Regions from separate parts of the Homo sapiens genome. Here region 2 is linked to region 1. Evidence: chromatin loops called from intact Hi-C (ENCODE). Cell type or tissue: PC-3. All regions are shown on one strand. Links, peaks and the distances in the headings refer to the core of each region. The heading gives the core; the rest is flanking DNA.

Region 1 (16,525 bases), core at 7,975-15,974:
TGTTGGAGTGGTTGGCAGTGGCGTTTATTGAAAGAGGGGCGCATTATTCTCCCCTCCCTCCTTCCCCGAAGCCTGGGCGGCTGGCGGCGATCAGGGCTGAGAACTGGCTCCGGCTTCTGCGGGCGCCCGAGGCGCGGGTGGCGCTTTGTGAGCGGCCGCTGGGGCGAAAGGGGTGCGGGGACGTACGCAGGGGGGCTCTTTTTAAATTGAGTTGTTAGAATAAGGCTGTCTTCAGTTTTTTATCTGAGGTATAGAAAAGAAGCTAGAAACTCGGAGTCTTTCTGTCTCTGCCCCAAATTAATTGAGAAATTGTCAGCCTGCCTTGCAAATACACTTCTCTTTCCTTCTCTCAATCTTTTTCTCCCTTCTCTCCCCACAGAGTCGCTCCCGCCCCTACCTACATCCCACACATTTCAGGAGTCCCCTACGTATTCTACAAAACACAGAACGACCATATGAGCCACTTCAGTCCTTCTCAGCATTAGGTGACTGATTTACATCAGAATAAAACAAGAGTTTCTTGCTGGTTTTAATGTAATTAAAATGCACCATCCCTGTATGTTCCCAAAGGAGTGGGAGGAAAAGTGTTTGGACAGGGGACTGATCGTCAGTAGGTTTTCACAGCGTGGTTTATAAAATCACTTTTAAGCTCTCTTCCACCTAGCTGTCACTGAGAATTCGGTTTGAGAGGAAATGACTTTCTAGACGATTTTTCATCTAGATGATTTTTCATCATATTCAACCAAGAGTCTTTCTCATCCTCTAGCTCTCTGAATGTCCAGAAATGTAATAGAAACTCTGCATTGATTTCCAAAGGTCTAATTTCCGGAGGAGCCCTAACTGTCCTGTCCTGCCTACATTGCCTGCCCTCTAACATCCTGGGAATGGGAAGTAACACTGGGATCGGTGGCGGCAGAACTGCGGACCCTAACAACTTCAGATTGTTGAAAGGGGGAGGGGAGAATGGAAGAGAGGAATGGAAAGGCAAAAGAAAAAACATTTGTGTTCATTTACACATTTCCTGTGCAGAACAAAAAAGTCCCACCATCAGCAAAAGAAGTCTCTTCCTCTAAAATAGCAGCCAAAGAGAGAAAATTAGAATATGCATAAAGTCTTTCATTTTCATTCGCACAGAGCACGATTTCCAATTTCCGGCAGATTTGTATTTAAACTGCTCGATTAATCCCAATTTCTGAACAGCATTTTACTTAGCATTTTCCCAAAACTCACCTAAAGAGTTATTATTCCCCTCCCATCACCCTGTTTTGGAGCCTCCCTTTTCCCTATTCTCCAACTGAGAATAAGAATTTCATTGATAAGACTGCAACTTTATTTTTCCTGTCCATTGTTTTCCTCTTAAAACTAGACTGATGCATTGGACCACAGTTGAATGCAAGCTGGTTGTTGTCTGTGAAGCCGCGACTGCAAACGAGAGCCTGTTGGAAAGGATATGTTTTTGAAATGTGTACCTAAAAGAGAATAAACATGATAGGGCCAATAGACTCTTGCAGATCCTCTCATGTCATCAAAACCTTTCCCATTCTACCCAGGTCATATCTTTTCACCACTAGCAATAGCTGAGATGCTTGGACATAATCCACCCTCCAAACCTTTCCTTCCCTCACCCCTTTTAAGGAGCTTGATAGACGATCATGCAATTCTCTTCAAAGGAATATTACTCTTAAATATTCAGAGTGTCAGTCCATTAAATCCCCCTACAGCCCATTACTAAAATATTTTGCTTTGCCACTTGTGCAACAGATCTGGCTGTATCTGCCTTGAAATTTTCTTTGTTGGAAAAAATGTTATTGAGCTTCATTTGAATATCTTTTCTGAAATATCATCTCTTGACTTGGGCTTACGGCTCCTGCTTTTGAAACTGTATATGTTTATTTTACTTAGTAGTAGAATGTTAGAAGAAGAAAATTACTGCATCTTGACTTACGGAAAAAAAAATATATATCTTAATTCTATCAACCCCTAAATTCCTCACTCTTGCACACCCCAAGACAGAAAGAACCCTTTATTTGATTCATAATGTAATCTAAGCAAAATGTAGTGGTTCTGGCTTTCCTTCAGTGTTTATAGATCGCATGTAAATCCCAATTATGAGTAATCAAAAACTTAGAAATACTACTATTTGTTCAGCTTTCAGTTTCTGTAAAGAACATACATATTTGAACCATATGCAGCATGGTATATGTAATATAGGTGCATAAGCATTTAAATATATGGTTTAAGTATCTGGTTAGCTAAACAGTCATTAAGATACTGGGATATAGAAGCATATTAATTTTGTTAAATGGGTCCATAAACTCTGCATGTGTAATAGTGTCTGCATGACTTACTACTTTGAAATAACTGCTTTTATTGTTTCTTTTTCTGTCATGACAAAAGTATTACACTATTTTAGTTATGCATTTTTCTGTTGAGTTGGAGGTTCTCAGTTATATACTATTAAAACCAAAATGTTGGAAAATAAATTCTCAAAAGCCAGTCGGGAGTAAATGTAACAGGATTGAAGGCCACATTTACTGGCAGTGCTGATTTCTTTTCATTTTCTTATTGAAACAAATGTTTGTTTCTTAATCAAAGGAACAATTCAAACAAAGATGAAACTATCATAATAACAGTATTTTTCTTAAAATACTATTTTAATTAGAATTTCATTTTATATGGAAAGCTCCTGTTTGATTTCAAGCTGCAGAACTGTACTTCCAGAAGAGTTGGAGTGAATTTAGTAGTTATGATTAGTGCAGTGAGAAAGCCTGGGGGTATCATTGAAGAATAGATTGATACATAGTTACAGCCAGAGCTGCATTTCTCCCATTGCAGACTTAGGCGAGATAAGACTGAACATCACCTCAGAGAATTTATCATGAAAGCTCCTCATTCTTTGCTGATCTTTAGTGAAATAATATTCTCATGAGCTGGAATTTTTCTCATACTTTTAACAATGAAAAGACTAGGAAGAAATGAAATGAAAGAGGATTGTTCAGCCTCCCTGCCGTGAAAGGTGAAAAGACAGATGCATGGTACTACAGCAGGGAAGTTGTATCCTTTCCCCCTCACCCCCCTTTCTTCCTTCAACTACTGTTTGGTTTTGGGATAGTGTGTATATATAAGTTTGAAGACAATATCTTCATTAAAATTTTCTAAAGGATAACACTTGCTTTTGATATTTATGCCTTTCTCTTTATAATTTTTAAGGTGTACAGATCTTGCTTTTACATACATTACTAGGCTATATTACTTTTCAAGTAAACAGAACAAAGAAAATATGTTCAATGGTTACTCTTCCTTGACCTAAAATTGTCCTTCTATAGCTAAGATCCTTCTCCCTTTGGCCTTAGCTGCTGGACTGCCAAAGAATTTCTGTCTCAGTCTCTGTTCTCTTTCATAATCACCCTTCCTCTCCTAACCAGCTTTCTTTTCCCTCTCACAAAAGAAGGAAGTTAGTTATAAAACAACCTGCTTTCACCTCAGTATCTTCCTGATAAATATTGAGTCTAATTCCCTCCCAATCCATTTTTTAATTTTCGTTCATTTTCTTTTTGGGGGGATAATGGTGCCTGGGGGTTCATGAGATGAGAAGAACATGGGGCTGAGAGGAGAGTTGGATTACTGCAGACACAGACTCGCTGGCAGATACTTTCAAGCCTAGTCCTAGGAACTGATGGCTGTTCTTTCACCTAAACAATAAACCTTGGCAAGTTTACAGCTCACAAAAGCATTTTTCCCTTCTCCTGAAGAAATGGGCTGAGATTTACTTGCCAGACCAACACCAGTTACTAACATCTTTAACCTGCTGTCTTCCCTCCAGGTATACTGCCTTCACTTCATTATCCTCTTTATGTCTCTCTATCCCTAAAGGAATCAAAAGAGTTCATCTGGGGGATCTAATTCCTACTTCTTATGTCTTGCCCTATGGGCTGGCTTCCTTAGGGCCAGTGATCACTTTGGACTCACAGGAACCTCAGTGACTCAGCCCTTCTCAAACTCCTCAGCTCTGTGAACTTGCTTCCCAAATAGGACAACTTGCCCACTCACCAGCAGGGCTCCAGTCAGAAGGCACCTGGTCCTTCTACCCAAGAATCCTTTCACATGTCTGCCTCCGCACCCAGTTTCCCGTCCCCGCCCCCCGCCAAGGTTGGTTTATTTGGGAATGTCATCTGCAGGGCAGCATGTCCATAGCAATAAAGGGGAGTGGATACAAAAATACTCAGTGCCATTAAAAAGACATACCATATTAGACCAAGGGAGTCTCTATTAGGAAACTTGGGTTGGAATAGATCATCCATTTAACCAGTGAAACAAGAAATCAGAGAAATGCCTGACTGCAGCTGTGAACCACAAATTTCAGACTGAAATGGATTACATCTTCATCCTGTCAGCCAGATAAATTATTTTAAAATTGTTTCTGCTATTATTTGCATTATTATTATTAACAGTTTATTTTTGTCATTATTGTAATTTTTGTTATTTATTTTTGTTGTTGTTGCAGCTATTATACTATTCAACAGAAGTTTAGAAAGATTAGTCAGATTAATTAGTTTATTGGTAATTTAAAGCTGAAAACTAGTAATTAAGCCAAAAACTAAAAATGATCAGGGATGATTCATACTAATGTAGGATTTGGGAGGAAAAGAACCTAAATTTTGGACATAAAATTTGGCAGCTGTGAAATAAATAGGACTTGGGGATAAAAAAATATGATAACTGAAATTTTCTTAGTCATTCAGTCACTCCCCCTCCCCCAAATTCAGCTAAGATTATTCTGTATTTGCTTGGTAGAGGAAAAAAAAATTCTATTTGTTTTTGTTGACAGGGAACAAAGATCCCATGTATGTTCTTCATGTGGTTTGCATTTTCATGTGGATTCCCGCTGCTCAGGACCAACCAAACATTTAAGATCACTCCCCTCCAAGTTTGACTCTTTCATCTCTTTGCTCTTGTTAGGCACCTCTCTGAAGAGGGTGCATCATATAAGACAGGTATACAATTTCAGCCCTCTCAGACAGATTCTGTGGAATATAAATTCAATATTGCAATTTTCTTCACAACATGCTCTGTTCTCTTTCAAATATAATTAATGTTTTGATAGCATAGTTCTTTAACTACATATATACACACAAAAACAGACATACCCTCTAGCTTTGCTGTTTGTGTATCTAAAGCAGAAATGGATGCAGTTCTTTGAGTGACTCCTGAAATTCCTCAACTCCAGTCCACAGAGAAGAAATCTGTTTAGGTAAAAACTGCACAGTCTGTTGCCTACCCAAAAATATTTAAAACAATTAAAAATTGTAAGCCCCTAGGATTTAATACTAATTTTTCTGTTAAATTTCCTACAAAATAAAGGATATTCTGAATTGATAATCTGATACGGATATTTACTAGAGAACAGTTAAAATAAACAAAAACACTGTCCTAAAACCCTGGTTGTCTTTTCCAAGTTTTGATGATGGAAATTGAATTTCAATCTCTTCCATTTTATCCAATTGGTGCTAAATTGACAGATGTATAAAAACTAGCAACCACAATAACATAACTACAATGACTTACATAAAAAATTGCTTACTCTTTCAAATACCTCAGCTGTATGTTTTAGTTGAATTAACTCTCTTAATTGCTATCAGTTGTATATAGACATATTTGTATGTGAAGTAGATGGTCACAACAGACAGACACAGATATGTAGATAACATTATGGCCAATAGGAGTTAAGTGAGTAAATGCTGAGCTTCCACATTCAAGTGTACTATATCCCTAAAATTTCATTTCTCCAAATGGATTACAATTAAAAGAGAACAAATAACCTTGCAGATTGCAGGGAATCATATATTTTCTGTCTTTCATATAGAAAATATGTACTATATAATACTTAATCCAACAAAAATATAAGCTTTGGTCTCCCTATGTTGTTACTGAGTTGAAGAAGCTAGATCTGTGGCACTAGAATACTGATTTCCAAGCATCATGGCCATTTTGTTTGAATTGTGAATATATAAAAAATGCTGGTAGGGGAAATATTTTACACATTTCTTCTTTCCACAGATTTTTTAGAGGGAATGTGTAAAAGATTTTATAAAAATCTTTTGAAGTTTTTTTCATAATCTTCATGTGATATTTAATATTTGGAATTATGAAAGAAGATAAAAGAATCAAAAAGGAAGGGAGAACATGTGACTGATTTCAAATAAGTCTTCTTACTGAATGAGAAAGAAAATATTTTCCAGTGTAGTTTTGCAAAAAAAGGGGGAGGGTATAATCAGTGAAAATCTCATTTGTATTTTTTTGTTATGATTTTAGATAATAGCCAAATAGGGTTCCTTTTCCATTACTTTCCTCCAAACTCTTTTCTTTGAAAGCACAAATGTGCAAACGACTTATACCTTTATTCTCTCACAGGCTAATATACAAACAACAAATATTTTCGTTAAATATTTGATAGAAAAAGCCCTTACAGGTCTACAAATTCCATCTTAGTACAAGACTAAATTACCAGTCCAGTTGTTTGGATACAAGTAACCTGACATCTGCCTTTAGTGAGCTATAAAGCAATATATAAAAGGAAGATTTTTACAACATTGATCAGCAGTGATATGTGAGCTATCAAGAAGAAATTATCCCTCAGACATTTTATATTTGTTCTGATTTCTTTCTCCTTATTCCTTTCTTCCAATTTGTTCTTTGAGAGAGACACGACTAATTCTCTGATTCTCCAAATGAGGTTTTGTTTGGCTCAGATTAATATTAAAGAAGATCACATACACGGTCGAAAAATATTGTTATTTTTCTTTAATGGGGAAAATTGGACTCCCGCGTGTCAGATCTGTGGATTTCCGAAAGGCAATGGAAATGGTACTGACATCACTTTGCACTTTAACAATCGGATTTGGTCAGGGTACAAGTTGTTTGTTTAACCCGACAGCTCGGTGCACCCCGTCGCACGCTTTGCACACTCATTAAAACGATTATTCACGACCTGTCGAGTGTTTTCGGGTTCATTCACAGGAAAGGCTTGGAACGAGGGACAGCAATTCAAGTCAACACTGTCCACTACCCCTATGCACGTGAGGACGAGTTGCTGCGTGCGTAAAAAGACGAAGGGAGGGGTGGGTGAGTACGCCTTAGCTATAAGTCCCGTTCATCCGATGCTCTGGAATCTCAATCTCGACAGAATGCCAAGAATGCTTGGTCCTACAAGGACCACGTCGTCGCTACGTTAACTTCAAGGGCTTGGCACAAGACAAAAAAAAAAAAAGGAAAATAAAATAAATAAACTCAAAACTCTCCCTCTGCTCCTCTTTTCAACCTTCTGCAAAACTTTTTAAGTCCCAGGACTCGCCCACCTTCTGTCTGCAGCCACCCGCGGGACTGAGCGGCTCCACCTCTTACAGCGCTGACGCTAAGGATAAGTAGTTTCAGGAAAACTCGCCAGGGTGAGAAGATTAATTCCTTTTCCATCTCCCAAGGCCCTATCGTTCTAAAAAAAAAAAAAATTGTTATATTCCTGCACGGACTGGGGGTGGTTGCTTGGCGCAAAAGATGAAGAATAGGGCTGTTAACAGTATTTGCTAAATGTATCCACACTGTTAACAAGGAAGAATTACTCCTCCAGACTTCAATAAAAGTCCTATAACATGAGCATTAAATAGCCCTCAATAAATTAGGTCACTTTTTTCTCTCAATTTTAAAGTTATCTTTCAATATATTGTAATGGTGATAAGAGAGGCACAGACATTAACGCATCTCGATATCCCACTGTTGCTCTGTGCTTATAAAAGGCACATTACGGGGTCTTTAGTTTTCCTATTTGTTCAAATGAATTCTGATATATAACATTCCTGTGAGATATTAGTTCAAGAGAAATGTCTATCTTTGTAAGTTATAATCACACATAATGCTAAATAATACAAAATATGAGTATATATATAAACTATATACTCAAGAACTCCAGATTGTCTCATTCAGCCTAAGCACCCCTGGCATAATTTAGAGTTAATAGATGTTTTAAAACACATGTCTATATTCAAATGATTGCTACTTGATTTTTCATAAACAGCATTAATAAACCCAATGGCCAGCTTATTGTTATGAGGGTAACTTCATCATGCCAATGGAAAAAGACAACCAAGCTCATTTAGCAGTTTCATTCTATTATATCTGACATCACAAAATCATCTTTTTCTATTTTATTGAAGCACATCAATACAATGTATGAAGAAAAGAATGGAAGTTTTCAAGCAGCATGAGGTTTTAATCAGAAACAGATTCCTAATTGCTAAAAAGCAAGTATGAATAAGTAATTTCATAATCTCCTTGGGTTGCCATAATTCACTATCAGGTTTACTTAAAATGGATCTGTCAAGTGTGTTTCGCTTCCTATATAAGCTCTTTCATTAAAAGCAACCTACGATAATAATCAAGAGGCAGATGCTGAAATATGTAAGTAAATAACTGAAAGTCTCTGCATAAATAAACACAAATCAATGTAGTAATAGACAACACTATTGATGTAGGAATGATCGATTTTAGTTTTCTAACCTGCAATCAGAGCTTGCAATGTATAATTAAAAGTATATTTTTCAACTCCACTAATACTACTACTACTGGAAAAAAAATTCTTTCTGCCAGTTCTACCTGAATGTACTTTATTCCTTCTAGTGTATTTCTGATGGGATGGGAGGAGTACTGTTTTTTCTGCAAAAGCTTTGCCAAACTTTAAAATGACATCATTAATTATATAAATTGTAAAAGTATCAAATAATAAAATTACCACCTAATTCTTGCTCTGAATTTTTCAACCTTTATCCCAGCCTCTAATTATTCATTCAGCACATTTTAATAGGAAAAACACACAATAGTGCTTATTATTTTTAAAGATCTTTTTCAACTACTGTAGTACATTTTGGTTTAAAGATTCTTTGGGCCTTTTGTTAAAAAAAAATAAGTTGTCATTTCCTCAGTACACTATGGAAGCTCTCACACTTATACTTGTATATGGAAGCACCATGAAGCAAGCAAGGAGAACAAAAACTGCATTGTTTCAATATTGTTTCATATAATGATTGCAAAACAAACTAGTATCTGACTCAAAGAAATAAATATACTTTGGATTTCTAGAAATTCACATCTGAAACAATGTTTTAGATTTTGCTAAAAGTTAAATTTTCTTTTTGAGAATATGTATCCCTGGAAGGCCGAATTGATTTAGATTAGCAAGCACCAGTATGTGATGAGTTTGAATATTTAGATTCTGGAGAGTAATGAAAATACAGTGCTCATATTTTTTCTTCATCAACAAAGATGCTTATTTACATTCATTCTTGAATCCAGGCTTCTCAAGCACAAGCCTTTAAAAGAATGTCTTCTTTATGAAATTCAGCTACTTTGAAAGGGATTTTTTCCTATGTGATATCACTGGCACACAAATATTGATTTTGATTGTCTTTATAATATTGTATCACAAAACACTCTCTCAGACTTCTCTCACATCCAGGGCCAAGAATTCAAGGGCAACCGAATCCAAAAGGAAAATATCATCAGTTATTATTTAGGGCTAATTTAACAGATAATTTAACTTCAAACAACAATGATCAGGTCATTAAATTTCAGAGCAATGAGAAAATGAAAGAACTGAGAGACAAGTCTCCATAACCCCATTACAGATTTTAGTCTTCGTGCTCAATCAACGGAATCAAAAACGTCTACGCAGGAAGATACGTTTTCACCTTAAACGCATTGATTCAAAGAATGAGACAATAGGAAGAGATGAGGAGGAATAAAGTTGAAAGCGAGGACTCCAGTTTCTGGGAGTGCCAGCGGAGTAGGCAAATTCAACCTAAGCCGAAAATGAACACCCAAATATGTTTGTTAATTAAACACTCCCTCTCTTTCCAACACGAATCTCAAATCTGTAAATGTCCAACATGCTTTCCTCCTAGCGGCTTTTCTGCAAGATAGGGAAGATAGGACCGAAGATAGGGAAAAAGATTACATGTGCTAAGCAACAGACCACGAAAAAAACATGGGGCATTTTATTTTCCCTCCCACCCTCACAAACATAATTTGTGAGTTATTTGTTATCATTTTAAATGCCTTTTCTGATCACAACACTTTCAGAATGTCTGCCTACCTCAAGGTTTGATAGAGGAGCTGGTGAAGGCGGTGTTGAATCATAGAAATTGAGTCTTACTTGCAGGGGAGGGCGGGTGAGGGGGGAGTCAGAAGTGGACCACCTCTATTCTGCATCGCCCTTCCTTCCCATCGCCTTTCCCAGACTGAAGATTACAGCCTGAAAATCTCCGCACTCGCGGGGTACTCTGCCCACCGGAGTCCCGGCCTCCCTCTGGCCAACAACCGGCGCCTTCAGTGCTCTGGGAATTCCCACCCCGAGGCTACCTGTTTTCCTGTGAGATCCCTGCACCTTGGACCACAGGCTTGGGCAGAGAGAAGCAAAATGGGGTAGAAAGCGAAGGGCGAGTGGGGTAACAAGTGGAGAGGAGAAGAGATGTCCATTACAGAGCAAATAATTTTATCTACTAGCTGAGAAGTGCTGAGATCTGAAACCGCACCGGGTAAACAAAAGGAAACAACTTTGGGAGGGGAAAAAAGGTTGGGGGGAGGTGGTGGCACACAGAAGATTAAGAAGAAAGGGAAAAGGTAGGGAAGCGCGCCAGCCAAGGTTCTGAAGTCACTTTTCTTGGCATCAGCCAATATGAGCTACCCAAACGTACAGCTCTGCTTGTCCTGGGCAAGAGCGCCCTCATGTTGCTGCTCCCTGCGCAGCGCCCGGCTTCACCCTCTGCGGGGATCGCCGCCGCAATGTCCCGAGAGCGCTTCTCCTCTCCTCCTCCGCCACCGCGCAGCCAGGGCGGCCCCAACTCAGCAGCTGAAGTTACTTCTCCACACCGGTTCAAAACCCGAGAAAACAACGCTGCCAGGTCCCTGCCACAACGACTTCAAGTCCCGCCATTATGCCACCTCTCCATCTTCACCCCGGAGTCCCTGAGGCGCCGGGAAAAGCTAATTAATAGGACACCGCGACGAGAGTCCCAAATTCGCTTCGGGCCGAGCCAACCTGTGTCTGGCGCGTGCTCTCAGCCACTCTGGGACAGAGAGGCTCTCGAGCGTACTACCGACGTCTCCTAAGTGTGCATTAAGAATCAATTATTTGCCTGAGATTTCCAAAGCCAGGAACTGGGATATTCCCAGCAGGGACAAAGTCAAGCCCAGAACGGTGTTCATTTCCCTAGTCTTTCGAAGAGACAGAAGAGAAGACTCCCACACGCACCCAGTGCCTCACCCGACCCGGAGCAGCCCGGCTAAATCCGACCGGGACCCTGGTGTGACCCAGGCCAAGGAGCTGGGGGCGGAGGGCCAGCTCTGGGGAAGGTTGGCTATGTTAGTGTGCAAATAGAGAAGGGCGATCCAAAGAAGAACTTTAGAGAGAAGCAGGTTCTTGGCTCTGGAGCAAAGAGCTTTAACTGAAATAAGGATAGCTAATAAACCTGTCTTTGAGCGTTAAGAACGTCCCGGAAGTTCCTGTAGCAACCATAAGACTCAGAAATCATATTTCCACGAAATGAATTAATTTACACTTTAGGACCTATTTCAGTCTCCCACTACCCCTTCTCCGTATAATTTTTTCTCGTTTTCTCTCCATGTTCCTTTGCCGTGTCTACATCCTTTTGACCTGGGGATTCACCGTGATTTCTGTCAACGTGGAAAAAAATTATGCATCCTTTCAGCTACGTCTGTTGGTAGCGAGCCTGCTAACATTTTCTAAGAAAAGATGAACACTTAAGGCCAGGACCCCAAAGTCAGGCGTTAAAACTCAGTCCAAAGCAGTCAGTTACACATATTCCCTACCCTACCCCTTCCCCTCTGAAAAGCACTTTCACTTACGGATCTTGCTGTAAGAGCCATTCCAGTCCTGATATCCTTTTCCTCGGCATCCTTCGGACAACCTCAGGCAGAGCCTTAGGTGGTGGGGAAAAACAAAAACAAAACACAGTAGAAATCGGGAGGGAGACAAGAGGCACAAAACATAACAATACATCATCTATTTGCCAGCCTGGAGCCCCCTTGGCCTACATCCTCAGGATAAGGTCCCTAGAACTGACCGCTAGGGTGGGGAATGGGTGCCTTTGGGAGCCAAAATCTGAGGTGGGTTATTTTAACTGCTAGTGATTGAGGGGAAAGGGCCCTGAAGGGAGAATAGAAAAGGGGAATGATTGGTATAGAGAAAAGAAATCTTAAAAAAAAAAAAAAAATGCACGCAAAAGAAAATCTAGCATGAAGTACTAACTGGGAAAGATCTCTAGCACCTTTTAACTCTTACAGGTAGGTAGCTCTTAGGAAGAATGCAGACGTGTGTGCCCAAAAGAGAGAATCTAGATGACCTCTATTCTTTCCATATCTCCAGGATCTGGACTTAAGTAGAAAAATAAAGAGGGGAGAATTTTAATTCAAGTTTCACCTACCCTGCTTGTTGGAATGGCTGCGCAGATTTTCATGCTGGAGAGTTCCATCTGTCTGGCAGAAGCTGAAGTGGTGTTGGGGGCAGGTTATCTGGTGAAGTAGGAATGTACAGGAACCCCGCCCTCTAGGCACAGTTACACAACCCCAGCAACCCATCTCAGCCAGTTCTAAAACCTCTAATGATCTTCACCTTCACCCTTTGTTAGTCTAATTCTCCAACAGGCTTTTAGTCTCAAACACAACCAACCACTTTAGCTGTTCATAAAATTAATTTCTCAAAACCAAAATTTTCCCAGTGCATGCAAATTCCTCAACAATGTTGTAGAAAATACACTTTTTAAAAAACTACACTTCTATAGACTTCTAAATATATTGAATTTATCCACGTATTTGGGTGAAATATGCACCAACTTAAATATATATTAAAATCAATACACTATGAGACTAAATTTTTGCCTCTCTGCCTTTGATTTTATGCAAGTCACATAAACTACATGAAGGCTTCCATGACCATAAGGATATTTGTATTAAACCTTGTTAGTTCTAGACTTCATGTTCACTTGGTTCCCAATTTTGTAACAGGCTGAAGAAACATATTTGAAATAATACTTTAACTCCTCTAGTTCAATTACATCATTTTCTCAGTGTTTTACATATTAATATTTTTTGTTAACTTTACAACAGACAAATTCAAGTAAAATACTTTAAACCTGGAAATAAACTTTAATTTGGGATTTCAAGTTTTAAGTTGTGATCAGTTTCAGTTCCAAAATTTCACAAAGGACAACCTTCATCTTATTAAAAACAATTATAATATGAAAGAAAATAATCCTCAAAAGTTTTGAAGTGTATTTCTGACATAAACTAATTTTAACGGTCAAAGTTGGAGACAACAAATAACACAACATTACAACCCGTTCGATGCAAAAATGTATTATATGCCATGCCAGACTGTCATGTGTTTTTTGAGAAGATAAGTTGAGGGATGATAAGATAGATCAAGGGAAATGAGATGTTCATATTGGGCTTCAGGAAGCCTTTACAAAGTTCTCTCTCCATATATCCACCTTCGTGTCTAGTACACCTAACAAACTTCTAGTCATATCCATTATATGTAATTTGGACATGGGTCCAAGCAGAACTCCCACTCCAATACTTCGTTTCTATGAATTCAAAGAAATCAGTTTTACTCTTGACTTCAAAGTATGATGTTTGCCATTAAAATTCTATTTATCTGTCACCCAAATAAACACTTATAAATACAAATAAGTATACTTATTTAATGTGGCCAAAAAAAATACTCATGCAGGAAAACTTTCTTCTATATCTATACCCCTTTACCTTAGCACAAGAGTTCAACTTTCTTTTTAACGTTTGGTAAGCAAAATTCTATGTTTCCCCTGTGATAATACATTCTTATTCCACAAATAAAATCCATGGCAAAAGCAAACAATAAATCATCACCTTTTTTTCAGCTTGGACACATGTCTCTCTTTGAGCTATTTTGGTTCAAAATGTGTAATGGGGATTTCCTTTGCATAAAACCATTCACTTGGACTTTATTACTATTTTTAATATCAGCCATAAATTTGACTTTTAACACAATAATTTTTTGTGAAATATTTTTATGCTTCATTCTGAAGAACTTAAATTTCAAGAAAATTTGGACCTCTGGTGAAACTGTTTTTATACTAAGAAAATAAAATCATGTCTAATTGCTTAAAGGAGATAATTAAACTAGCTGTCTTGGCTTATTTTTGTCCATTCCCCATTTGTGTATATTTGGTTCCAGCTCTTTTAATTTTCCTGGCCCTTATATATTTTTCTTAGGCCTTTCTCTCTCTCTATCATTCACCTTATGTCTCTCTCTCTCATGCATTCTTTTTGGTGGTAATTATTTTTTCACCATAAAGATCCTCTCTCTCTCTCTTTCCCTCTCTCCACTCCACAGTCCACCCCCTTCTATTTTCCAATATTAAGTATTCAGCATTTCAGTTTCAAATCTATTCCAGTAAGCTTGCTTCTCCCTTAGGCTTTTTTTTTTTTTCCTCCCCCTGAGCAACTGTCTAAGTGTTTGCTGATAACATCTTAGGGCCAGATTATTTTTCACTGGGCCCATTGTAAGAAGTAACCAGCTTATTCCAATACTGCAGAACACATTTCAGACTATACAATTGTAACAAATGAACAACTTGTCCTCCACAGATTCACCACAGGATCCAATTAGTTACTAAACCTTTTACTAAGGTTTTCTAATTATTTTCTGCAATTATAGCGATTGGGCTGCCTGAAACAATTCAAAAAATGTTTTCATTTTGTCTCACATATATACGCATATACAGTATATGCATACATATGCATATGGAAAGTTAAAATTATGACTAAACAAAAGGAACAAATCTCTAGATTGAATTACACAGACATTTAAAAGGGAATCAAATAAATACCTCTACATTGTAAAAATTAAAAAAAGAGGCATTTTACTTCTGAATATCTAGAATTCTAAATTGTTATAATTTTAAAATAAAATATAAACATTGATCTGCAAGTCATTAAACAGGTGATCACTTCAGCAAAATCTATATTGCAACTTCAGCACATCTTTATTAGAACTCTTTCATTGTGGGTAAACAGCCACAAAAATAAATGCTGACTTAGAAAGTATAAATACAAATATTTAAACAAAAATGTTTGCAGCATTCATAGCGCAAATTGTACCTGAACTGAAGGGCTCTGTGTGTCTATATATATTACATATGTGTGCATTATAGTCACTTCTATCTAACCATATACATATATTTATTTATAATTTGCCAAGCTCTATTAACAATATACCTGAAACAAAATATATAAATGGCATTCTATTAATGGATTTGGAAATAAACACAGGGTAAAGAGCTATGCACAGAAAATTAAATTATATCTCTTTTTGCTGTATATCCACAGAAACTTACAGGTATCAGCTGAAAAGCCTATACTTTGTTTAAAGCTAGTGTTTATTAAATAGGCTGCTCCTTGTAAAATTTGTTCACAAAGGGAAAAATACTATTTTCATTTTTAGAGTCAGTTCAAATTAAAGGAGCAGTTTAAATTTTAGTTTGGCTGAAAAAGCCTTTGAATTCCCTATAAGTTGATTGGTCTTTAAAAAATTAGCTCTACTTAATAAAAGAGACAAAAGTATCAAGATATATATGAATTTAGCCTATTTTTTATTTCTGTGTGTTCATAGTAAACATTTTTGTAAGTGACAAACACGGGCATATGACCACAGTATCACAATCAAGAAATTTTAAGACAACATTAACAATCACTCAAATTTATGCGGCATTTGCGCAACACAGGTTACATATTTGCAAGGTTTACCTATAAGTACAATAGGTATTAACATTTCACTACATTTAGAAAAAATAAAAGTGACCTGTTAGTGACCACATACATCAAAATATACACAACACAAACTGAAGGCAATCGTTAATTTTGTCCCCTTCTGATTCAATTGAATGGGCAGTGTTGCCAACTGAAACAACTTTCCTTTTTGTTTGTTTTAATACTTAGTATACCAAGTGCATTTTCTAGAACCCAATCTTTGGTCTAAAAGTAAACAAAAGAAAAAAAAACAGTTCTTTAAAGAAAAGGACAAAACAATAAATGGCCAAAATAATTTCTTGGGCACCTTTACTACGAATGCTTTTTAAATACAAATTACAGTTTAACATTTTAAAATTCTCCCCATAATTTAGGTTGTTCTCAAGGTCTGCGTCCACCATATAGTTCCATGATAACTTATAATACTGCACACATGGAAATCTGGCGGCTCTTAGAGATAGACTTGTCAGGTTTGAATGAAATGGCAAAGCAGTCACTATTTAGATACACATTCTACTATAATTTGACTTCCAAACCTTATATTCTACAATGTATTCTCCCCACATTGCACCTCGCTGACACTCCACACCTTGTTAGAATAATAAACAACCCTAGAGACTGAACAAACGTACAGAAATGGGAGGGGGGGGCTTAATAAAAAATACCTGGA
Region 2 (16,525 bases), core at 3,611-11,610, 760 kb before region 1:
AAAAGAGAGCCGGGTGGGGGTATTTGAGGGAGTGTAAAAATGATCAGAGAGGTGCAGAAATGGCAGATAAACTGAGAATGAGGTACAGGCAGAATTTTTTCTGACTGTTGAGACTTGGACATGATGCAGAAAATAGAGGAGAGGCTCATGGTCTGAAAATGGGAAGACCTGGACAGCACTCACCCTTGTCAGTCATGAGAGGCCATCACAAGATTGGGACTAAGGAGATCAACCTGCTAAGCTTACCTAGAATTCTGCGGTTTTGTGGTCAGTCACTAACAGTACTAAGTGCAACCTACTTCCCCCTCTTTATATTCATCTTATCCTTGACTCCCAGTTTCCTGGATTTGCATCTTTCTTGTCTCTGTCTGGACAGTGCTATTCAGGACCATAGGATTCATGATCTGTATTTAAGCCTAGGTACAAATTATTTCTCACATTGCTGTTGGAATGACCATGATCCTAATGAGATTGTGGAGTCCCCTTAGCTTTCCCTAGGATGTCACATGGGGACATCCATGATCTGGATTTTGCCTATTTCTCTAGGTTCCCTTGTACCATACCTGGCTATCTTGAAGGCTTCCTGTAAATATTCTCTCTCCCTTGAAACCCATTAAAACGTTCATTGCCTTCTGCCCATATGGAGATGACCATTCCTGCATTTTAGTCTTCCCTACCGCCTGTATCTTCTGCAACATTGTAGAACATTATCTTCTGCATCGCTGCAGAACACTGTATCTTCTGCAACATTGCAACTGGTGCTGAGTTGTCCTTGTATATCTATCATCCTATCCCTGATGGTCTCTAAGCTCACAGGACAGGGACATTGTCCTATTCATCTTTGCACTGTCATCCCCAGTGCAATTGATGCATAGGCTCAGAGGGAAGCAGAACAGTCAGGATAGAAAGAGAGAAAGATACTTAGAGATGAGAGAGCCTGTGTGCATTCAAAGAGGAGAGAGTAGCTTCAGATTGGTCTCCTTCCTCCATGAGGCTAATCTCAAACAAGATTCTTGAGAGTTCTTCTCCAATTTTATTATCTTTTCTTTATTAACACTGTGCCATGATCATTTTTTTTTCTTTTATGTTACCTTGATTGGCGTCTGTGTTACTTGAGATGGAAGAGCCTTGGTTAGAATTGAGAGCCTTTGAGAGATGACTGAAAATATCCACAATTATTTTTCTCTGAACACTCCATGAGGCAGGACCCTTTACTTGGGAACTTGATCGATATTTGAAAAATCTTCAAAGCTGATTATATATCTATTTAAAGAAGGATTTATTATTATTATTATTGTTAATCTAGAGTAGTAATTTTTATCCCCTTTGCAGTCTGCAATCACTAGGTGGTAGAGAAGCAGAGGTGAGCTGGGAGAACAGTGCCTATTTGACCTGGCATGGTTTTATTCCTTGATAGTGAAAATATTTCAACTTTTAGTGGTCTAAAAAAGTAGGGTAGAAGACTGAGCTTGAAGGTTACAAATTTCCAGTTCCAGATACTGTGTTCTTGCCTTGGTATTATAATTTAGGAATGTATGAGACTCCCTTGTTCTGTTTGTGTGTATAGTATAAACCCAGAGGTGGGCTGGAGTCATTACCTTTCACCATAAAGGATTAATATGAGTCAGGGTCTGGAAATAAAGCTATTTTTTTTTAATAGAAAAATGAAGGTTTCTGGGACCTGGAAAAAATTGTGTCCTGCTACAACAGTATTAGAATTAGGGATATACTTTAGGAGGTTTGGCATAAATCAGTGACAAAACATTTGCAAACTGTGGGAAACGACAATATATATTCAGGAAGCGTAGCATTTAACTTAAGCAATAGGTGAATATAGAAGAGAGAGAGAGAATTATAGAGAAAGGAGGTAGCAAGGGAAGGAAAGAGAGTTGGGGAAAGATAAACAAATATGAAAAGCCAAAACAGATGGACAAGTAGCTGCTTCAATTAATGAAGAGGTTTCTGTCCTAGTTTCAGGTTGCATATGACTTAGTTGTACTCCATTTTGATGAGCTTATTATATTATTATAATAAGCATTTTTTCCTGAACTAGTTTAACTGGATTTCTCATCTTTGTAAACACACACACACACACACACACACACACACACACACACACACAGGCCTAGATACATGCATTCATTTTCGAGGTGTTTTGAGAAAACCTGTTATGTGTAACAAAGGTCATATACTCTCTGCAGAGGGTATGAAGATAAACAAAAGTTTAATTCTGCTTGGTATGTTTTGCTATAGCCAAGATAAGACCAAAGGGTGTGTTTATTCTTTTCTTTTTGTTGTATAAAAGATGAGTTTAGGGCCAGGCACAGTGTCTCACGCCTGTAATCCCAGCACTTTGGGAGGCTGAGGCAGGTGGATCACTTGAGGTCTGGAGTTCAAGAACAGCCTGGCCAACATGGTGAAACCTTATCTCTACTAAAAAATACAAAAATTAGCCAGGCGTGGTGGTGGGTGCCTGCAATTCCAGCTACTCTGGAGGCTGAGGCAGGGAGAATTACTTGAAACAGGGAGGCAGAAGTTGCAGTGAGCAGAGATCACACCATTGCACTTCAGCCTGTGCAACACAGAAAGACTCTGTCTAGGGAAAAAAAAAAGAAAAAGAAAAAGAAAAAGATAAATTTATAGAGAGCCCATGTTCTCTGGGGATTCTTAGAGAAGCAATAACAAGACAATTTCCAGCCTGGACAAGTTTGAGTCCAGCAGTGGAGGTTCACAGTCTGGCAAACCCTGGAAGGTTCTGCTTTGGTTTGGAAATCTCTGCCATTGGATAAATTCATCAAGCTGTGGGTTGCCTAGAGTTGGTAGTGTCTGCTTTTGGTGTCAGTATTTCATGTGTCAGCACTCTCTCCTCCATCCTCCACCCACCCCCTACCACTATCATTATTCTTATTCATTTATTACAGAATATTAGATTTCTTATTCATTAATTACATGTATAAAGGAATTCATTATCAACCCTGAATTCTTTATCAGGAGATTATTTTGTTTGTGAAGAGACCAAACTCTCTTGCACAGGGTCACCTTTAAAAAGGTTATTTGTTAAAGATGAACAAAGTGTCTGATTTCTTGGTAAAATTTTAGCTAAAATATGAAATGCAAACATGTTCTTTTGTGCAATTGAGCTAAACATACTTGAATCCTCTTTCCAGAAATCTAATCAAATGGAGAGTTCTAACCCTGGCCAAGTTTCCTAAAACATTCAATATACTCCATTGACCTACATCTTTGTACATTGTTAGCAGTTGAAAACATAATATTGTAGTGTGCTAAGGCTAGAATCACAGAGTATTTCAAAATAGTTCTGGAGACCTGGTTATCCTTAAATAGCCCTGCAAAAAAATCTGTCCTATATGTATTTATTGACTTTCTACACGCAATTTGCTGGCACTGTGCTGGCGTTTGAAAATAGTCTATACTATGATTCTAAATGAGAAAAGACAAAAAGTTAGAGAGTGAGGATTTGGCCCTCAAGTAGATTTTAACCTAAAAGCTTCAAAAAACAAAGGTACAGTAGGTCAGAACTATCAGAGATATGGCCATTCATATGAGCATTGTTTATTTGTCAGATAGTGGGTGCATGCCATAGATCCTCAATGTATACATTGATTTGTTCTGGGAACTCATTTACATTCATTGTTTTCTTATTTTTAAAAGGAGTCAGAATCTCACAACAATGAATATTGTGAGAATCTAATTTCAAAAATGAACAAGACAATTCTAAGAAAAATGTACAGTACCAAATTTATAAGATATCATATTTGTTCTCAATATGTTTGTATTTTAACCCCTAGAAGGAAAGACGTCATCTAAGCTGGTACCCCCACAATGTGGAACATGATTGGTGTTAAGTATCAAACTATTAGAAAAACTAATTAACATTTAAACTAGGGACAGGGAAGTGTAAAGGTGGGGTTACAGAAAGAAGGAACTAAATCGTTCTCAAAATAAGTTTACCTAACAGCAAGTGTATCCACCTGAGTTATAAATGACTGAAAATAGTACTTCCTGTGAAAGCATAAATCTTATGTTATAGTAGCCTTGTCAAGCAAAATTCTAATAAGATTTTCACGGAAAATGATACAGCCCATGACAGAAAAATGGGTGGTATGATGCAGAGGTTAATGCGAGGTCCTTGATTTTTGTGCTTTTGGATTTCAGACACACTCAGATTGAACCTCCACCATTAAAAAGACATCTTGATCTCTTCAAAGGTAGCCCTGGGACCTCAGTAACCTTTTTCTGTTTCTATGTTACTTTCCCCTGGCCTACTCCTCGGGCCATGAGCTACAGCACAGACCCATGACTGCATCTGCAGCAGTTCCAGGAGGGCCTCAGAAATGATGGAAACGATTGGCATCACCAATAGTTCTTCCACAATCACAGAATTTCAAATCTTTTTTTTTTTCCTTTAAAAGTTCTGAAATGAGCCTCAAAGGCACAATCTAGAACAAATTTCTTCATTCATATTAGATTGCCTAAATCTCTCATTTGACCAAAAAAAGCCTTCAAATATACAGAACATTAATATTTGTTTAAAAGGGGTGGGTTTATAAAAATAAGCCCTAATTTCCCACAGGTGCAGCACACACACACACAACGCCAATTATTTGAACAAATACTTTATTTATTTATTTATTTTTGAGACGGAGTCTTGCTCTATTGCCCAGGCTGGAGTGCAGTGGCATGATCTCGCCTCAGTTCAAGCTCCACCTCCTGGGTTTACGCCATTCTACTGCCTCAGCCTCCCTAGTAGCTGGCACTACAGACGCCTGACACCACACCTGGCTAATTTTTTGTATTTTTAGTAGAGAGGGGTTTCACTGTGTTACCAGGATGGTCTCGATCTCCTGATCTGCCCGACTCGGCCTCCCAAAGTGCTGGGATTACAGGCGTGAGCCACCGCACCTGGCCCTACAAATACTCTTCATTTACAAAATAATTCAGAAACTAAAAGAAAACAACTTAAGAGTTCTTATCAAAATTGGTGCTGAATATTTTCCATTTGTCCTTCCAGATCCACTCTGCTGATCCTGACCCCTATATTGGGCTGCAGGAGGCTGAGCTATGTAGACTACTTTACCTGGGCTTCCTGCCCTCTGGCTTCAGTTGGCTTCAACCCATTAAGGGAAACAGCAGGAAAAGGAAGGAGGGAGAAGCAAGAGATGTCTGAGTTGATTTCCTGGGTCCCCGCTCTTAGAGGACACTGCATGCAGACTGAATCCCCTTAATGAGGGCCAGGGCTTCCACTAAATGGTCTTCCCCAGACAAACACCTTGCTACTTCTTCCCTTTGACTCTAGAGGCAGGGAAAGTAACAGCTCCCCTCCTTGTGAGCCCCAGGGTGCTGCACTCTCTCATGTCGGTTTTCCTTCTGTGGCCTTGAACAGAAACAGAAAAACTGAGGCAAAAACATAGAGTGAATTAAACTCAATAGAGTCAGGAATTTCTGTCTGTTTTGCTCAGGGCTTAGAAAAGTACCTAGCAGAAAGTTTGTACTCAGCCTGTATCTATTGAATTAATTATTATGCATTTACATTTTTATTACATTATAATTGTTAAGTAGATAATGATCTAGAAGCTAGGAGTATAATGATCCATTAGCTAGACCCTACCCCTTCCAATCTGGAGTAGATGGAGTACTGAATATTACTGGAGCCCATGAAAGGGATTATCTTATCCATATGTTAAGACCTCCTTTTTTTTTTTTTCTGAGAAGGAGTCTCGCTCTTGTTGCCCAGGCTGGAGTACAATGGTGCAATCTTGGCTCACCGCAACCTCCGCCTCCCAGGTTCAAGGGATTCTGGTGTCTCAGCCTCCTGAGTAGCTGAGATTAAAGGCTGCTGCCACCTGCAGCTAATTTTTGTATTTTTAGTACAGACGGGGTTTCACCACGTTGGCCAGGTTGGTCTCGAACTCCTGACCTCAGGTAATCTGCCCACCTCGGCCTCCCAACATGCTGGGATTACAGGCGTGAGCCACTGTGCCTGGCTGAAGACTTCTTAACATGGAAGCTGAGAGATAAAGAAGGTATCAGCTAGTGACAGGTGACACAGCAGCCAGGTAGAGAGGAGAGGTGTTTCAGGCAGAAGAAATAAAAGCATGTACAATGGCCTGAAGAGTGAAAGCATGATTCACTCAGGCAATTGGGAAGTTCATTATGGCTGAAACACAGTATTTGAAAAAGAGAATATGGAGAAATAAAGGACAAGAAGTACACAGTCAGATTATGGAAGGGTTTATACAAAATTTTAGGAAGTTGAGATTTCATGTCAATTAAGCACTCATAGAATGGGACAGAGGGAAGGTAAGGAAAATAATAGTGTGCTCTTCTACTGCAAAATATAAACACACACACACACACACGTTCATTTTGTATCTCTCAGTCTAAAGAGGCTAAGAATCCCAGGAGTTACTGTAAAGTTATGATTCTCTCATTAATATTCTTTGACATGCTTAAATAACAACTGTGACAAAACAGTTAACAATTATTGTGTGTTTATTATGTTATGACACTATTCTAAAACTTTATACCTGTGATTTCCTTTAACACTCAGAATAACTCCTTAATACTCTGGGGTGATTGCTATTATCTGCAACTTACAGATAAGGAAAACTTAGCCACAGGGAAGTAAATGACTTGCTCAAGGACATATAACTAGTAGGTGGTAAAGGTTTTTTTTAAAAAGGGGAACAGTTGCTTTTCCTTACCACTTATAGAGGCAGGTGGGGAAAAGACCAGGGATCAACATTAATATAGAACACAAATGATAAAGGCTATGCTGATAAGCTAGCTTTATAAAAAAGCAACAAATTGTGCATGCACCTTATGCTATGGCATAGAGACCAAGTTTAGCAAATGGATGAATAAAGCATGTTGAAACCAATGTAATCACAAACACAACAATTAAATTGCTTTTCTGTAGGGAAAATTTGACAAAAAAAATTTTTAATGTCAAAGGAGACATAGAAACTAAAAAAAAAAAAAAAAAAAGAAAAGAAACTTGAATCCAAACAGGTCAGGAACCAGTAAGTCAAAGCAATGCCTTGTGCCTCCATTTTCCTAAATTAAGAATAAAGTTATACCTTATTTTATTACCATATTGGAGTGTTTAAGAATTATGCATCAGACAACCATTTGAAAATAGTCTATACTATAATTCTAAATGAGAAAGGACAAAAAGTTATTTGAGTCAAATTTCTAAGTCTAGTTTAAATAGAAAAAATAATTAATTTTTAAGAAAAAATATGCTCTGGTTGTTTGATACCAGCAGATGGCACCCTAACAAAATAATTTGTGTGCCATATGTGAACTTTTTACAGCCCTCTGTACCCTCAAATACCAGTCAAGTTCACTGTGTCCAGACAGGGTAGGAAAGAGAAAAACCAAAGTCAAAACTTCCTGTTTTCAAATCAAATAATTTTTATTTTGGGAAGAAAGAGTAGAAAAAGAATTTTCTGTATTAGTCTTCATTTTGTGAATACCAAGTTAGCTTGAATCACTGTTGCAAGAAAATCCCCTATAAATCTGCATTAAAATCCCATTATAAAAAACAACAAGACTACATTTAAAGGAATAAAATGGGCTGATCCATATATTTTCCAGCACCACCCCCCAATAAAAGGATGTTAGAGAAACAAATAGTCTTTCTGAATGCTTCAGCTGTCAGAGATGAAATAATGCTGGAGATTTTTTAAAAACAGTTTGAGAAGGACTTAAACATTAAGTTTGCATTAAGACTACTGCCACAATACCCATTTCAATTTCAGGCCTATTCAATTTGAATTGTTCAAAATAGATAATGGGTGTTTGAATTTCACACTCTTCTCTTCTCCCGCTCCCCACTATTCTTGTGATTATTGTTATTTTTAAAGCAAATATAGGATATTATGTCGAGATCATGAAAAAGTGGGTCTACAAGGGATGAGTGTGATCCTGTTTTGGCGAGAGTCAGGGTTACCACTTTTTCTTTCTTCTTCTTTTTGTCTCCTCTTTCTTAATTCCTGGCACAGTTATGTGCCATCTAATGAATGACATCTTGGTCAACTACTGACCACATATACTACAATGGTCCCATAAGATTATAATATCATATTTTTACTGTACCTTTTCTATTTTTAGGTATGTTTAGATAAAAAATACCATTACATTACAATTTCTTACTGTATTCAGTACGGTAACATAGGCTATTTCATATAGCCTAGATGTGTCCTAGGCTACACCATCTAGATTCGGGTGAGTACAAGCTATGATGTTCCCACAAGGATGAAATCACCCAGTGACGCACTTCTCAGAACATCCCTGTCGTTAGGTGACACATGACTACATTCGATTTAAGAATTCAGCCAGATTTGACAGGGCGTGGTGGCTCATGCCTGTAATCCCAGCACTTTGGGAGGCCGAGGCGGTGGATCACTTTATGTCAGGAGTTTGAGACCAGCTTGGCTAACATGGTGAAACCCCGTCTCTACTAAAAATACAAAAATTAGCTGGGCGTGGTGGCAGGCGCCTGTAATCCCAGCTATTCGGGAGGCTGAGGCAGGAGAATCGCTTGAACCCAGGAGGCAGAGGTTGCAGGGAGCCAAGATTGCGCCATTGCACTTCAGCCTTGGTGACAGAGTGAGACTCTGTTTCAGAAAGAAATGGAAATAAATAAAAAGAAAGAAAGAGAAAGAGAAGGAAAGAAGGAAGGAAGAGAAAAGAAAGAAAAAGAAAGAGAGGACGGAAGGAAGGGAGTGAGGAAGGAAGGAAGGAAGGAAGGAAATCAGCTAGCCAGATTTGCAGTTTTCCTATTATTATTATTATTATTATTATTATTATTATTATTATTATTTGTTTTGAAACAGAGTCTCGCTCTGTCGCCAGGCTGGAGTGCAGTGGCGCGATCTCCCCTCACTGCAACCTCCACCTCCCGGGTTCACGCCATTCTCCTGCCTCAGCCTCCCGAGTAGCTGGGACTACAGGCGCCCACTACCATACCTGGCTAATTTTTTCTTTTTTTCTTTTTTCTGTTTGGACTTTTAGTAGAGACGGGGTTTCGCCATGTTGGCTAGGCTGGTGTTGAACTGACATCAGGTGATCCGCCCACCTAGGCCTCCCAAAGTGCTGGGGTTATGGACATGAGCCACCGCGCCCGGCCAGTTTTCCTATTATTTTCTGTTATTTTCTTATAGCTGAGGAGTAATGACCGAAGTTATTAGCCCTTTTTAAAATTAAGCCTTCTCATCTACTTCACTCTTCTAACAAATAGTTGTTACCTTCTAAAAAGATGCCAGTTATAATTAACTTTCAGGAAACTGTAAGAAACGAACTAAGCTTTGGTATAAAAACTACCCAGGGTCGGCCAGGCGCAGTGGCTCACGCCTGTAATCCCAGCACTTTGAGAGGCCGAGGCGGGCGGATCACGAGGTCAGGAGATCGAGACCATCCTGGCTAACACGGTGAAAACCCGTCTCTACTAAAAATACAAAAAAAAAAAAAAAAAAAATAGCTGGGAGTGGTGGCACACATCTGTAGCACCTGTAGTCCCAGCTACTTGGAGACTGAGGCAGGAGAATCGCTTGAAGCCGGGAGGCGGAGCTTGCAGTGAGCTGAGATCGCGCCACTGCACTCTAGCCCAGGCGACAGTGTGAGACTCTGTCTCAAACAAACAAACGAACAAAACAACAACAACAACAACAACAAAAACGACCCAGAATCAAAGATGAGCCTTCGCTCTAAGACGGAAACTCCAGATATGAGGCAGCAGCAAAACGCAACATTCACGAGCAATCTACTTTCGTGGTATACTAGCTACAGAGAAAGAAGAAAGACAAGGAAGATTGAGGACGCTGATTCCCAGCGCAGGCATGAGATGTGCCAAATTGTGAAGACCATAACGATGCAAAAGGGAACTGCAGCTTCCTGTTCGTTTTCTCTGCCTTCTAGGTCTGTTCTAGGATGAAATCTTCTGATCTTCCAGAAACGGCTGAAATCAAATATATAATTTCATCTTCTTTATGATCTTGAATGAGAAAAGAGAAAGAATAAATAGCCCAATCGGTTATTTTAGAGATAAGAGTGTGTATGGGAGAAATCAGAGTGATTTTCTTGCTGAGAAGATGGAATGGCTACTGGAGGCAAAACCCTTTGGGAAACCCAATGAAAAGAGAAGCTACTTCCCCAAACCTTTGGGAAACAAGTAAAACCAGTGCTTTGTAGATGAAATACATGATGAAGGCGATGAAGGCAATGAAGCTCAGTGCATTAACAGCCAGCCTTGACTATGAAGTTTGCAAACAATGATGGTTAACATGTATTGAGCACAGCATACGACTTAAGGAGACTTCTACACTTTCTACTTTAATTAATTGTGTATAAGAATCCTATGATCTTGTTGCTCTTGCACATACATTTTAAACCTGAGAACTCTGCAGCACAAACAAGATTTACTCCAAATCACTCAGGTGTTCTAGGCCCACCTTCAACCACTGATCCATACAAACTCTCTAATAATTACACGGGAAATTTTTGTAAGCACTAAGTTTTTTTTTCTGGGAGAAGTCGATACCCTACTCCTATTACCACTGTCTGAACAAAGATGAAGAAAGATTGGGCTTTTATAAAGCAAAAAGAGAAGGTAATTTTCTTTCCTTAATTTTGGCACAATGGAACTTTTTGGGCTGATGACAAAGCTCAAAACTACCACAATTTGACACCGCCTGAAAATTTGGGTCAGCTGTCTTTATTTCACAGTGCGTGGTCAGCATAACTGATTGTCAGTGTCTGTAGAAAGGATTTCCCACTCCTCACCAGAATGAGGTCAAGGTTAGGAGGCACAGAGAGAAAGGTAACAGCAGGTAGAGATTGAATAAAGGACACCAGTGCTTTCAATAGATGCAGGAAGGCTGTTTTGGAAACACTGCAGAAGAGCAGTCAGCAAAGGAACACATCACGATGGTTTCAAGCCAATGAGAGGGGCCTCGAGACTTCTCTCTCTATCCAAAGAGACCCCTTTCTGGGGATAAGAGAGAAGTTCTATTAGTTTGGAGTCTCCCACTCTCTTGATGACTAGTCTGGCATTCTAACATTAGAATCATGCCTGAAGACTCCTTGGTCGAATGTAAAGTTATGAGTGCCACTTGAGAGTCTGTTCTTCCTCTAGAAAGACATAATAATGCTCATGGAATACTACTCAGCCATAAAAAGAATGAAATCATGTATTTTGAAGCAACATGGATTGACCTGGAGGCCATTATCTTATGTGAAATAATCCAGAAACAGAATGTCAAATACTGTATGTTCTCACTTATAAGTCGGAGTTAAATAATGCATACACATTGTCATAGAGAATGGAATGATAGATACTGGAGACAAGGAAGGATAACGGGAAGGTGGATGAACAATTACTTAATAGGTACAATGTGCACAATTCAGGTGATGGTTACACTAAAAGCCCTGACCTCACCATGTCCCATATCCGTGTAACTGCACTTGTACCCCCTAAATCTATTAAACCATTAAAAAAACAAAGACTTAATGATGGCAGGCCCTGCCAACTAACTCCTTGATGAAGGAGCAGCTCAAACCCATTCACCTTTCTTTCCTTCTTGGAGTTCCACAATGCAGGTGGTTCCAGGGTCTTCTTAACTACCACTATCTTTTCACACTCACTTCCCATCAGCCCAATTTGTTTTTCCACTTTATACTAAAGAACTCCAAAGAGAGAAGCTAACAAAACCTATTAAAGGTAAAAGTTGAGTAAGTACAGTCATTAGCTTCTCTGAAGTTATTTTCCCCCTTCTGTGTATTATCACCATCAAGGCTAGGCTGATGTTTAGCAAAGAGCACCTGTCAAAACAAAAGAAGAGTTTCACACCTCACAATTTTAAGCCCCAGGTAAGAAACTCAGCCTGGTGGATCGACAGAGAGGAAGACAAGAAACCTGAAACTCCAAGACTTGAAGTAGAGTTAAATGAGTTTCCTCTGGGTACCAACAGGCTTTTGTTTAACACGATTAAATCCTCTTTGTTTCATTACAGACATCAATGTGAAAACAAACAGTGTGATCAAGATAAAGGCCTGGAGGAGCATTCTGTTTCTCTTTTTCGATCTTTTTCTTGGAGAACTATCACCACCTCTCAGTGGATAGGCTTAAAGGAACTTAACTGGCTCACAGAAAATTGATGAGCTGAGTAGAGCAGGTGTACAGGAAAGCTTTGAGCTGTGGGGTTAGGGAATGGAAAAAGTGTGAAGCACTATGTCCATGACCAGATCGGGTGATAAGAGGACTGGCTTCCTTTGCTATCTAATTAATTGCCTTTCTTTTCAAAACAAGTCTTTGATTTCAAGAAGCACCTGCAGAAGATAAGAATGACTCCTACTGAAATGTAACAACCAAAAAGCCCATTTTGGGGTTGGGGATTGAGGGTGGGAGTGTAGAGTTGGGGAACAGGAGAATGGAGATGGAGGAAGGAGAAGTTACAGCCAGGGACCAAAACAAAAAAATATCGACGAGTCAAGAGACAGCAGTCAGCTAAATCCTATCAGGGATGCGACAAAATTGATACTAGTGTGCCTTTCCAAAGCAATTCTTTCTATATTATTAAATTGCTTATTTCATTGTTTTTAGACAACACTAACTCCTCTTCCTAAACAAAACATGGACATTGTCAGCATAACAGCTACACTGAACTGACAGAAGCTGGGGTCATCCATATACACATTTTAATTACCTCTTTTCAGTCAGGAACATCATTAGAAGTTTATTATTACCCGCCACTATCTTGTGATCTTAATTGGCTTCCTTCACAGACGACACCCTGAAGCCAATGCAGAAGCTCTGGCAGCCTCCCAGAGACAGTGACCAGATCGGTGGCACTTTACACTGATACTGTCTTCAGCTGAATAACAACCATTGGTTTAAGTTTTATGCTAGTCATGAGGTGGAAGCTTCTTTTAACACCTGTATGCAGAGATGTTCCTGATTCAGTGGTGTTGAAACACACACTGAGAGGCAATGACTTTTCACATACCTTTCTTAGGGTTATAGAGAAATTACCAAAATGGAGGAAAGGGATATGCCAAGCAGCCAGTGCCAGTTATTTCCTGTGGCTCTCTTGGAGTCTGGTAAGAAAAGAAAAAAAAAATGCTTACCAAATCTGGATCTGTTGATACTCAAATTAAATCTGCAGAATGGGCCATGGTTATCTGGCTGCTTGCTGCTCAGAAAGTGTAGAAACACCCTTAAGTGAATAGTTTGCACTGGACCCAAATCAATAATAGTTATTAAGTTAGTTTCCAAAGGGGTCTTAGAGATAATGGCAAAGTTTGAGGCAAGGGGAGAAAGAGAATGATTTATGAAATAAACATACTGTGATGTTTTATGGCGGAAGGAAAAGAGAAATAACTTTCTGTGAACAGAATTAATAATTTTGTCTTTGTGAAAGGAAAATAAGTAAGTTCCAAAATTTTAAACGCTGGGGTTCAACTCCTAGAAGATCAGGCTGATGATACCTCTGGGAATGTTACCTGGATACCTTTCTACGCATTATTGATTCCTGGTTCTGTGTCTTCAGGTATTCACAAAAAATGAGCTAAGTCACAAATATGCTCACATTGAATAATCCTCACAATTCAGCTAAATTTTGAGCTCCCTCAAAGAGAAAATAAGTTTTTAGAATGATACATATATTATTGTATTACTTATGCAGGATAATAATGATTAGAAAGTTTGTTTATGCTTTTATGGTTGAGTCAAATAATATTTGTATTATTAATATATTCCTGACATTCTTTTAAAAGTTATTCTTGTCATTCATTGTGATCTGCAGCTCTGAAAGATACACCTACGAACATGTTCATAGAAAGAGCATAGTATTATAAATGGCTAGACTTTTAGAAGGAAAATTTTTCATTCAGTGACTTGAACTAGTGTGGACATTAAAGTATTTGGAAAGAATCACCAATTCACTTTGTTATCTCCTCAGGTTTTTGGCTATCAGAGGATTAATACATCTGCTTTATTTCTGGCAATTACTTTCCAATAACCCTGAAACATAGGTCAACTTTTCCAGAACCTTATATTTCACTATTATAGCACTCAATTATTTAATTATAAGTGAATGCTATAAAAATATAAAAATATAGGCTGGGCGCAGTGGCTCACGCCTGTAATCCCAGCACTTTGGGAGGCCAAGGCGGTAGGATCACGAGGTCAGGTGTTCAAGACGAGCCTGGCCAAGATGGTGAAACCCTGTCTCTACTAAAAAAATACAAAAATTAGCCGAGCGTGGTGACAAGTGCCTGTAATTCCAGCTACTCGGGAGGCTGAGGCAGAGAATTTCTTGAACCCGGGATGCAGAGGTTGCAGTGAGCCGAGATCGTGCCACTGTACTCTAGCCTGGGCGACACAGTGAGACTCAGTCTCAAAAAATAAATAAATAAATAAAATGAAGATGATAAAAGCTACTTCAGTTTATGGAATTCATGAATGTGAAGTTTTGTTATCTATATGTAAGTATAATTTCTAGGTCATACATATAGGTTTAACTTTTAAAATGTGTCTTTTAAGACATGATATTGACATGTTCTTTCCTCAAATACGGCTGAATTCTGAATGAGAAGGAGCTTAAAAAATAAAAAAAATTGGATGATCAATTTAAATCACTGTGATCATTATGAGATGGCTAAATATGATTTAAACCACACGCGGTGAAATAGGGATTAAATACAATTCCTCTCTTCCCTTCACTACCAATCATGACCTCTTGGCGGCTCCACTTCTGCTATTGGCGTGGTAGGCCTTAGCCTTCAGAAAATAAAGGGTTTCCTTCCCATGTTCGTTTTGTGTTTACCTTACGGATTTCCTCTTTTAGGAAGATAAGAAAATTAGTTTTGTATTTCAACTGCTTCTCTGTATTGAAACAGAATGGTGAAAATACAGCTGTTTGAAACATACTGTGAGCAAAAAGGCAATGAAATATTATTTTTAAGAAGAGTTATCAAAATCAGGGTGCCAATCACTCTTAGAAGCAGGGTAAAAATTACTTGCACTTCAATATTTATATTTATATTTATTATAAGAAAAAAGTTTCTTTTTGTGGAAAGAAGGTGCAGAAAAGGGCACAGTATTAGCTAAATATTGTACCTTAGAACATCAGTCATTTCCTTCTCAATAGTACTGAAAGGGTCTAATTTATAAGTTTTTCCATCTCCCTGTTATGCTGGTTTGTAAGTTCTGACACTGCTACTGGTATGTTAATGAGAAGCTAGCGTTCCATTAAGAGAAAACCATATGCTCTGCTGCCTACTGTGAAAGAGAAAGCATGTAATGTGGCTGTTGCCTTAGTAACACATTAATTCATTTTGTCAGTGTTGGCACAGATCATTTCATTTATAAGAAAACAAGTATAATAGTTTACCACATCTATAATATTTACAGTGTTTCTGTTACAAAACAGTGACAAAATGAGTTTAAAAAATAGAGTTGGTATAATATCATTAAAATATGGAATTTGTGGTAAAATTTTCCCTGTAAAAATGAAAAAAAATAAAGATTGATGTAAAATTTCTTTTCACAATTCTACTTAAAACATTTTAACACCAAACTGTTTGCTTTTTAGCATATTTGTATTATACTAATAACGTGCGTCTGCTGCAAAAAATTTAGTCCATGAAAAACACAAGTGCATTAACAGTTTTTAATGAATGCTAAACAAAATATTTCATACAACAGTTTTGTTAAATTACAACCATTATAAACCTAATCGTATGCTAGTGTGTTACTCATAACAAGGCTAAACATTTATCTAGTTTTATCTGTTCTTCCAGATGTTTATTAGTATTCTAGCACTCCTAAAATATTTAAATTAAACCACTCCATTTTCTCATGTGAATGCATTTTGGGTTTTATTCATAGAAGATCTAGTCACATGTATACCTAAATAAATATAGTACACTGTATATGCTTTATGCACAAGTGATACTTAATGTGAATTGAGATAATCCAAAAGCATGATAAAGGAGAGAAGTGATTAGAGGAAAGACAAGTTCCTGTTTATTAAAGTCTGCACCTGCAGCAGGGTATCAGTTCTACCCATCCTTAGGGTATTCCACACCTGTAAACACACATTCTTAACAACAAACATTTTGCATCTGTGATGTTCACTTACATTTTTTTAACCAATAAAAAGCTAACTGTGTACAAGATAGCGAGCAACTATCATTTATTAGTTTATGGAATGATTTAGGTTTTATGTCATTTCAAAGGAAGCATTTATGCATTTACTTAAGTTATACAAATGGGTGCAAACCACTGTGAAGCTGGCCATCTAAGTAATGAATGGCCAATTATACTTTCAACAGTAAGAAATACTTTCCTAAAATATCAGTGTTCAATGGGTTCATCCAAAGCTTCATGAACCAAATGTGAGTGTTTTTGTTTTTGCTCTCCTGACTATCATCACATCAATGCTCCCACGTTTGATGGGATTCTTTCTAATTAGAACCCAAGACCAGAGAGTACTTTTAA

Evidence for each region. Peaks named below come from ENCODE experiments on the same cell type or tissue, not always from the same donor. Only the 100,000 strongest peaks of a DNase experiment are listed, where the experiment ranks them.
Region 2: it touches region 1 in a loop (5-fold over the local background); 2 of 110 quality-filtered maps call a loop at or near these places.

Annotation. Positions count from the first base shown.
Region 1 is chr14:28,768,822-28,785,346 of GRCh38, reverse strand. FOXG1 (forkhead box G1) reads right to left here. Exons shown (of 1, transcript NM_005249.5): 1 at 15,070-16,525. LINC01551 (long intergenic non-protein coding RNA 1551) reads right to left here and starts at 12,643. Exons shown (of 3, transcript NR_026731.1): 1 at 12,492-12,643; 2 at 11,914-11,987. It overlaps LINC02282 (long intergenic non-protein coding RNA 2282), which reads left to right. Exons shown (of 2, transcript NR_135255.1): 2 at 380-1,856. RefSeq lists an enhancer at 10,557-11,056. In PC-3, for the core only: no CTCF peak of the experiment used is centred there; no DNase peak of the experiment used is centred there; H3K27me3 peaks cover 7,783 bases.
Region 2 is chr14:29,527,862-29,544,386 of GRCh38, reverse strand. No RefSeq gene overlaps it. Among named protein-coding and RNA genes, the nearest start is that of PRKD1, 390 kb to the left of the region's middle. In PC-3, for the core only: a CTCF peak has its summit at 7,317 (motif pointing right); no DNase peak of the experiment used is centred there; H3K27me3 peaks cover 2,893 bases.